Regions from separate parts of the Homo sapiens genome. Here region 1 is linked to region 2. Evidence: chromatin loops called from intact Hi-C (ENCODE). Cell type or tissue: mammary epithelial cell. All regions are shown on one strand. Each heading gives the region's core, and the rest is flanking DNA. Links, peaks and the distances in the headings are about the cores only. Region 1 overlaps FSTL4 (follistatin like 4). Region 2 overlaps FSTL4 (follistatin like 4).

Region 1 (2,913 bases), core at 261-2,760, 320 kb after region 2:
TGCAGTTTGCTTTACATATTGTCCTATAGTTCAGAGGACATCGAGTCCGAAGCCGAAGATAATGGCAAATGGGAATGTAAGCCAGAAAGTTCATCTTAGAGTCAGATTATCCAGATCCTATGACCCTAGGGATCCAGCACCATGGACAGCAGCACACTACCAGCTGGACTCAATATAGTGTGAAAAGTTTGTGTTACCAAGGTCCCAGGCATGAATATCCATGTATCAAAGCATGTTGATAACATAGCCATTCTATGTCTTTTGCTGTGTTGCATAACACAAGAACTAATCAGGAGGCAAAGCAATGTTAGATTTAGTAGTCAATATAGAATTTGCTAATTTCTTTTAGATTGTCTCCCTCTTTGGAGACAGTACCACAGAGAAGGATGTGGTGAAGGGTAAAACCAAAGCCACATTCTAGACCAGGAACTCATTTTCGTTTCTGATCTCATCATTCTATCCATGTAATAAAAAGATGATTGTTAATGATTCCACAAATCATACAAAAGGCATCCCTTATTAGAGACTAGGTATTACTGAAAATGAATAAGGGAAACTTCAATTTCCACTAAAAGATTTCTGAAAGTAACACCCATATATGTTTACCTCAGAGACCATAAAACAAATGTGCTACAGGAACTCTGGCAGGGGAAACAGAACATCATGGAACTGTTTTCAAAAGGAAAATTAATTAGTTATTTCTATTTCAGCTTAGCTGAAGCTGTAAGAAATCTATTCAGAAATATTTTTCACAGTGGCATCTCTTCCCAGATATTGAAATACCACAAACCATAGGCCATTTTTTGTGTTGTTCACGTTGCTTTGCTGGGTAAAACTAATAATTATTCCAAACTTCACTCAAGAATGAGGCTTCTCTTAAGAGACCAAAAACATGATTGCGAATGAGCCAGTTCTTCAAGTATCCCACCTCTGGTACTTGAAGGTAGAAGTCATAGTTTTCACAAGCAAACCTGGCCTTCAGTCCATGCAGTCCCTACAGACAAGTGCTAAGCAGTCAGCACCCAGAAAAGGCCGCATGAAATTTCAAAGAATGAGCTGCCCACAGTCTGAAGTTCATCTTAGTTTCAGCAAACTACTTCAAAAATGTCAACACTGAAAATAAAATGGGTATGAGTGCATTTTTCCTACCTTCTCTTCTTGTGACTTCAAAGCTTCTGGGCTCCTGCAAGAAAAGAAAGACTTTGTGTTTTCTGAAGAATAATTCATATGTACAGATACTTGCAAATATCTCCTCTCTTGTTAGTCACACATTTATGAAAAGGTGAACAATCTACGAAGAACATGACACTGAGCAATGTTGGTCTACTAAACTCTCAACATGTACATCTATAAATGTAAACAACTTGTTGCTTTGAGGGCTTAGGCAAAAAAAATCCTGTTAATCACAAAGTTTTTAATGAGCACAGCTCATTCTCAGGGCCTTCCTTATTTGGAGTATGGGCTGGTACCAAGTGTTAAGGAAGACCCTCTTCCAGGTTGATGACCCACCCTCTGCCTGAACTGTAGGTGCTTTTAGGGACTGAAGAAAACATAAGCAGATGGGCTAAAATTATCTGGCCAGCAGCAGGTTCTGTTTTGTGGTGCTATGGTGAAGACCACCACTGCTACTGGATATGTCACTGACATCACCTGATAATAGATTAAACACAATTTATAGTTTCCAAAGGGTGAGATCCTATGAACAATTTGGATAGCCAGTTCATGCCACTGGACTAAATTAAGCCCTTGGGTTTTCTTAATTCAATCCTATCTTTATTGATGCTTACTATGCGCAGGGCAATAAGCAAAGTGTTTCAGAAGTTACCCAGGTAAAACTGAGTACCTGCATTGATATTCACAGTTGATTAGGGGGCCACAGAACAAACACAAATTACTGAGAAATGAAAGGGTGATTTGTCTTGTAAATACCAGCATTTCACATTCCAGTTGGAAACATAAGGAAAAGTGTTTTTAAAAGAACCTTTGAAAATAGCACTGAAGAACAGGCAGATTTTCAGACAAAAATGGGGGAGGGAGGGTGGACCAGGAAGAGAGAATAGCATAGGAAAATGTTGGGTGGTATGAAAATTCAGGGTAGCTCTAGAAGAATGAAAAGTCCTGGTGAGAACTAATGGGGGGAAAGACTAGAAATGCATATTGCAGTTTCATAACTAATATAAAGTATCTCCAATTCATCATAAACGACATGTTTTGGATAAAAAGCCTAAGGTTAAAAATAAGCTGAAAGTCCATACTAGCAACTAAAGAAGAGAAGAGAAAACACCAAACTGGGACTACCACCTCAACACCGCAGCCAAGAAGGTAATTCAGCAACAGTGCTTTTTAAGGTAATAGCATTGTCTTTCACACCTTAGCATTCTTGTCTAGCATCCTCTTGTCAGAAGGGGGAGGCAATATTAGAGATGAAACTAAGAGGGCACTGGGAAGGTTGTCCTACCCAAATTACATTCCCTGACTGCTACCTTTCTACTGAGCAAAAAGCCCTGGTGGAGATCAGTGGAAGATCCATGTCACATGCCAACAGCCCATCACACAAACCAAACTCTGGTTCCTGAAGGAGTACTCATCAGGTAAGGGTTCAGAGGAGGCGGCATAGAGATGACAGGTTAAATGCAGGAAACATAAGCCACAGAGCGTATTTTGCACAAAACAAACCCAGCTCCTCCCAAACTGTTCCTCAGTAACCTGCTCCAAGGCCTGGCACCTCTGTTTCTTGAAACAACTAGTATTCATGGAACAGGAGATATTCATAATCAGCTCCAGAAAAAAACTATGAAATTTTTGTTGTGGTTACATAAAATTTATAAATTAATTTAGGGAAAGCTGACATCTATATAATGTTGCATGTTCTTATCTAATAACACAGGATTTTAATAATTGTTTGAGTCTACT
Region 2 (2,913 bases), core at 150-2,649:
TTGTTAGCTCTGGGGAACATGAACGTGAGCAGACACTACTGATTTCTCATCAAACAAACAGAAGGCGGCGTCATAATCCAGAGACCCACTGCCAGGAGGGGCTGCAGCATGTGCCCTGGGCTGCTGATCTGCTGGGGTGCACCTGTCTTTGGGGGCCTTACACCATTCGTCCATAATTCTAGCCTCTGCTCAGTGGTGGATTTGTTTTCCCTCTTACAAGCTGGGCTGGGTAAGGCTAAAGCCTCCTGCAAGGCAGTGGCTCAGGTGTCCTTAGGAGACATACCAGGTCCAGGCCCAGGCTGAACTTCCTGACAACCTTAAGAAGGCAAAGGCCAGGTACGGTGGCTCACACCTGTAGTCCCAGCACTTTGGGAGGTCGAGGCAGGAGGATCACTTGAGCTCAGGAGTTTGAGGCCAGCCTGGGCAACATAGCAACACCCCTCTCTACAAAAAAATAAAAAAATTAGCCAGGCATGGTGGTGCATGCCTGTGGTCCCAGCTACTCTGGAGGCTGTGATGGGAGGATCGCTTGAGCTCTGGAGGTCGAGGCTGCAGTGAGCCAAGATCATGCCACTGTGCTCCAGTCTGGGTGACAGAGAGAGACCCTACTGCCTAAAAAAAAAAAAAAAAAAAAGGCAAAGTGAAGACATCATGAACTGAACCACTGCCCCATCAGGGGAGCCTTGGGTGGAAGCCAGGGAGACCCTGGGGCACTGCTGCACTCCAGATGTGCCATTGGGGAAGTTAGAGAGGAGGAAGACTCAGAAAACATCAACAAGGCTCCCCTCACTTCTGGACCCTCTGTTATGTGAACTCCCTCTTGGATGCATGTTTAATCTTAGGCTGGAAAAGGCGCTCCAGACTCTTGCAGCACACACATCTGACCCTGTCACTCCCCCATCAAACATCTGCGCTTCCCCACTGCCCACAGGGCAATTGCTAAGACTCTTAATGTTAATATTCAAGGACCTTTATGTTCTAGCCCCAGTCTGTCCCTATACACTTCTTTCTCACTCGCTTATTCCTGTCTCCTGAAGCCCCAGTCAGAAGGGCTCCTTTCTCTTGCCCCCAGAACAGTTGTTAGTGGTTACTTCGCCTCCCTGGAGGCTGCGGACAGTGTCTTTGTTCTCTACTCTGGTACGGAGCTTGTGACTCTCAGGCACTTAGCAAGTGAGTCAACCCAAATGATGACTCCCCATGTACGCCACCTGGATGGGCCACACACGATTGGGTGACTCATAAGTGCTTCTGAGAGCAACATTACTCGCTGCAAAATCTGACTGGCTCCTTCTTACTTGGCTCCAGGCGAGAGGGGTACATTTACTTTCTGATCAAATATTATTCTGATGCTCAGGGCATGCTTGATGTTTGCAAGTCAGAAAAGTTTAATTACATGTGTCATTAGAATGGCATTCTGTAATAGCTCTGTGACTGAATTCATTAATAGAATTCTTAACAGATAAGACAAATTAATATTTTGTTGCTCACGAAAGCTTCTCATTAAGAGAGTAGTGAAAAAGTGGTTAATATTTTGTTGCCAATCAAGATGTCTCATACAAACGACAAAGAAAGGAGGCCCACGCTCCTTCGTGCTCTGTGATCTCCCCGCCTTGGGTTTTGAAGGCCGATCAGCTTGCCCCCGTGCAGCCGTGTTTGGGAGTCACCACTGATTACAATGCCGGTGATCGTATTTCATCTCCCACTGCCGTGGGGTGAACGTGGCCACTGAGACACCTCAGGCTGAGGGACTCTGGGAGCCTCATCAACCCCAGAATCTTTGCTGCATCAGTGTTGCACTCCTGGGCTGTTCTCCCCTAATTCTTGCTTCAAAAATGCAAGTGAATCCCGATGACCTGGCTTTAGCCCCCTTCAGCCTGATTTCTTCTAAGGTTTGCTTTCCACACCGTCCCAAGTGGGCCTACTGCTTATGAGCACCTCTTGTGTGCCAGGCACTGAGCTGGGTCCTTGGTACACTTCAGCCTGAAAATGCCCATGTAAGGAGCACATCATGCTTTTTCTCCACAGGCTCAGAGAAGTCCAACAGCTCACCCGAAGCTGCTCTGGATTTGCTGGAGGCAGAGAAGCAGTGCCTCCCTCCCTGCGTGAGTCAAGGCTGACGTGGACAGTGAGACCTCCGTCCCCACTGCGAGCAGCGGGGGGCATGCCAAGGTCCTATCTGCCTGACTAGGGAGCCTCACCCAGCTGTTGCTGGCTGCTTGGTGGGGACTCAGGCTGCAAGCTGCTGAGAATATTATTTAGCAGCAGCAGGAATAATAATACAATAATAATATTAATGATAGTAACAATAGTAATGATGACAGTGATAATAGCATTTATAGAACACCATACGTGAAGAGCCTTACATGCATATTGTCATTTAGTCCTTACTGGAACCCTATGAGGCTGGTACCATTATTTATCCCCATTTCACAGAAGGGAAAACTGGAGCTTAGAGCAGTCAAGGTTACTAGACTAGTAACTTTCCAAGGTTCTAGTTAGTAAGTGGCAGACCCCAGGCTCATGCCCTTCCCTAGGAAGCTGTGCCGCCTCCTTCCCTCAGGTAGGGGAGGTGTGCGTGTGTTTTGTGTGTTTGTACACATCGGGCTTGGACCCCTGCGGGGCTGGTGCTGCCCTGCTCCCTCGTGTAGGGGGTTCTGAGAAGCACTGGGCCCTGCCTATTTGCGGGCTACTGACTCAACCACGAGCAGCAAGTGTTTCCTGGGAGATAATGAGGGGCCATTCATCTCTGGTTGCACCCACAATTACCCAAATTGCTAACCTTATTGTGAAAAGTAGAAATGCAATTGAGTTGGTGCTGGAGGCATGTTTGAGGGAGAGGAAGACCACTCAAAGTAATTTAATTAACTGATGGCAAGTACATTAAGTGGAGTTTTGCCTCTGCTTTTATTTCTG

Evidence for each region. A loop is a pair of places that touch in the nucleus more often than their neighbours do. Peaks named below come from ENCODE experiments on the same cell type or tissue, not always from the same donor. Only the 100,000 strongest peaks of a DNase experiment are listed, where the experiment ranks them.
Region 1: a loop joins it to region 2, with 7 times the contacts of the local background. A loop is called at or near these places in 1 of 110 quality-filtered maps.

The regions. Positions count from the first base shown.
Region 1 is chr5:133,566,037-133,568,949 of GRCh38, forward strand. It overlaps FSTL4 (follistatin like 4), which reads right to left. Exons shown (of 16, transcript NM_015082.2): 3 at 1,150-1,183. Among named protein-coding and RNA genes, the nearest start is that of FSTL4, 45 kb to the right of the region's middle. RefSeq lists a silencer at 69-269. In mammary epithelial cell, for the core only: no CTCF peak of the experiment used is centred there; no DNase peak of the experiment used is centred there.
Region 2 is chr5:133,244,508-133,247,420 of GRCh38, forward strand. The region is part of intron 7 of FSTL4 (follistatin like 4); the gene reads right to left. Among named protein-coding and RNA genes, the nearest start is that of FSTL4-AS1, 10 kb to the right of the region's middle. RefSeq lists an enhancer at 982-2,181. In mammary epithelial cell, for the core only: no CTCF peak of the experiment used is centred there; a DNase peak (open chromatin) is centred at 1,204; H3K27ac peaks cover 751 bases.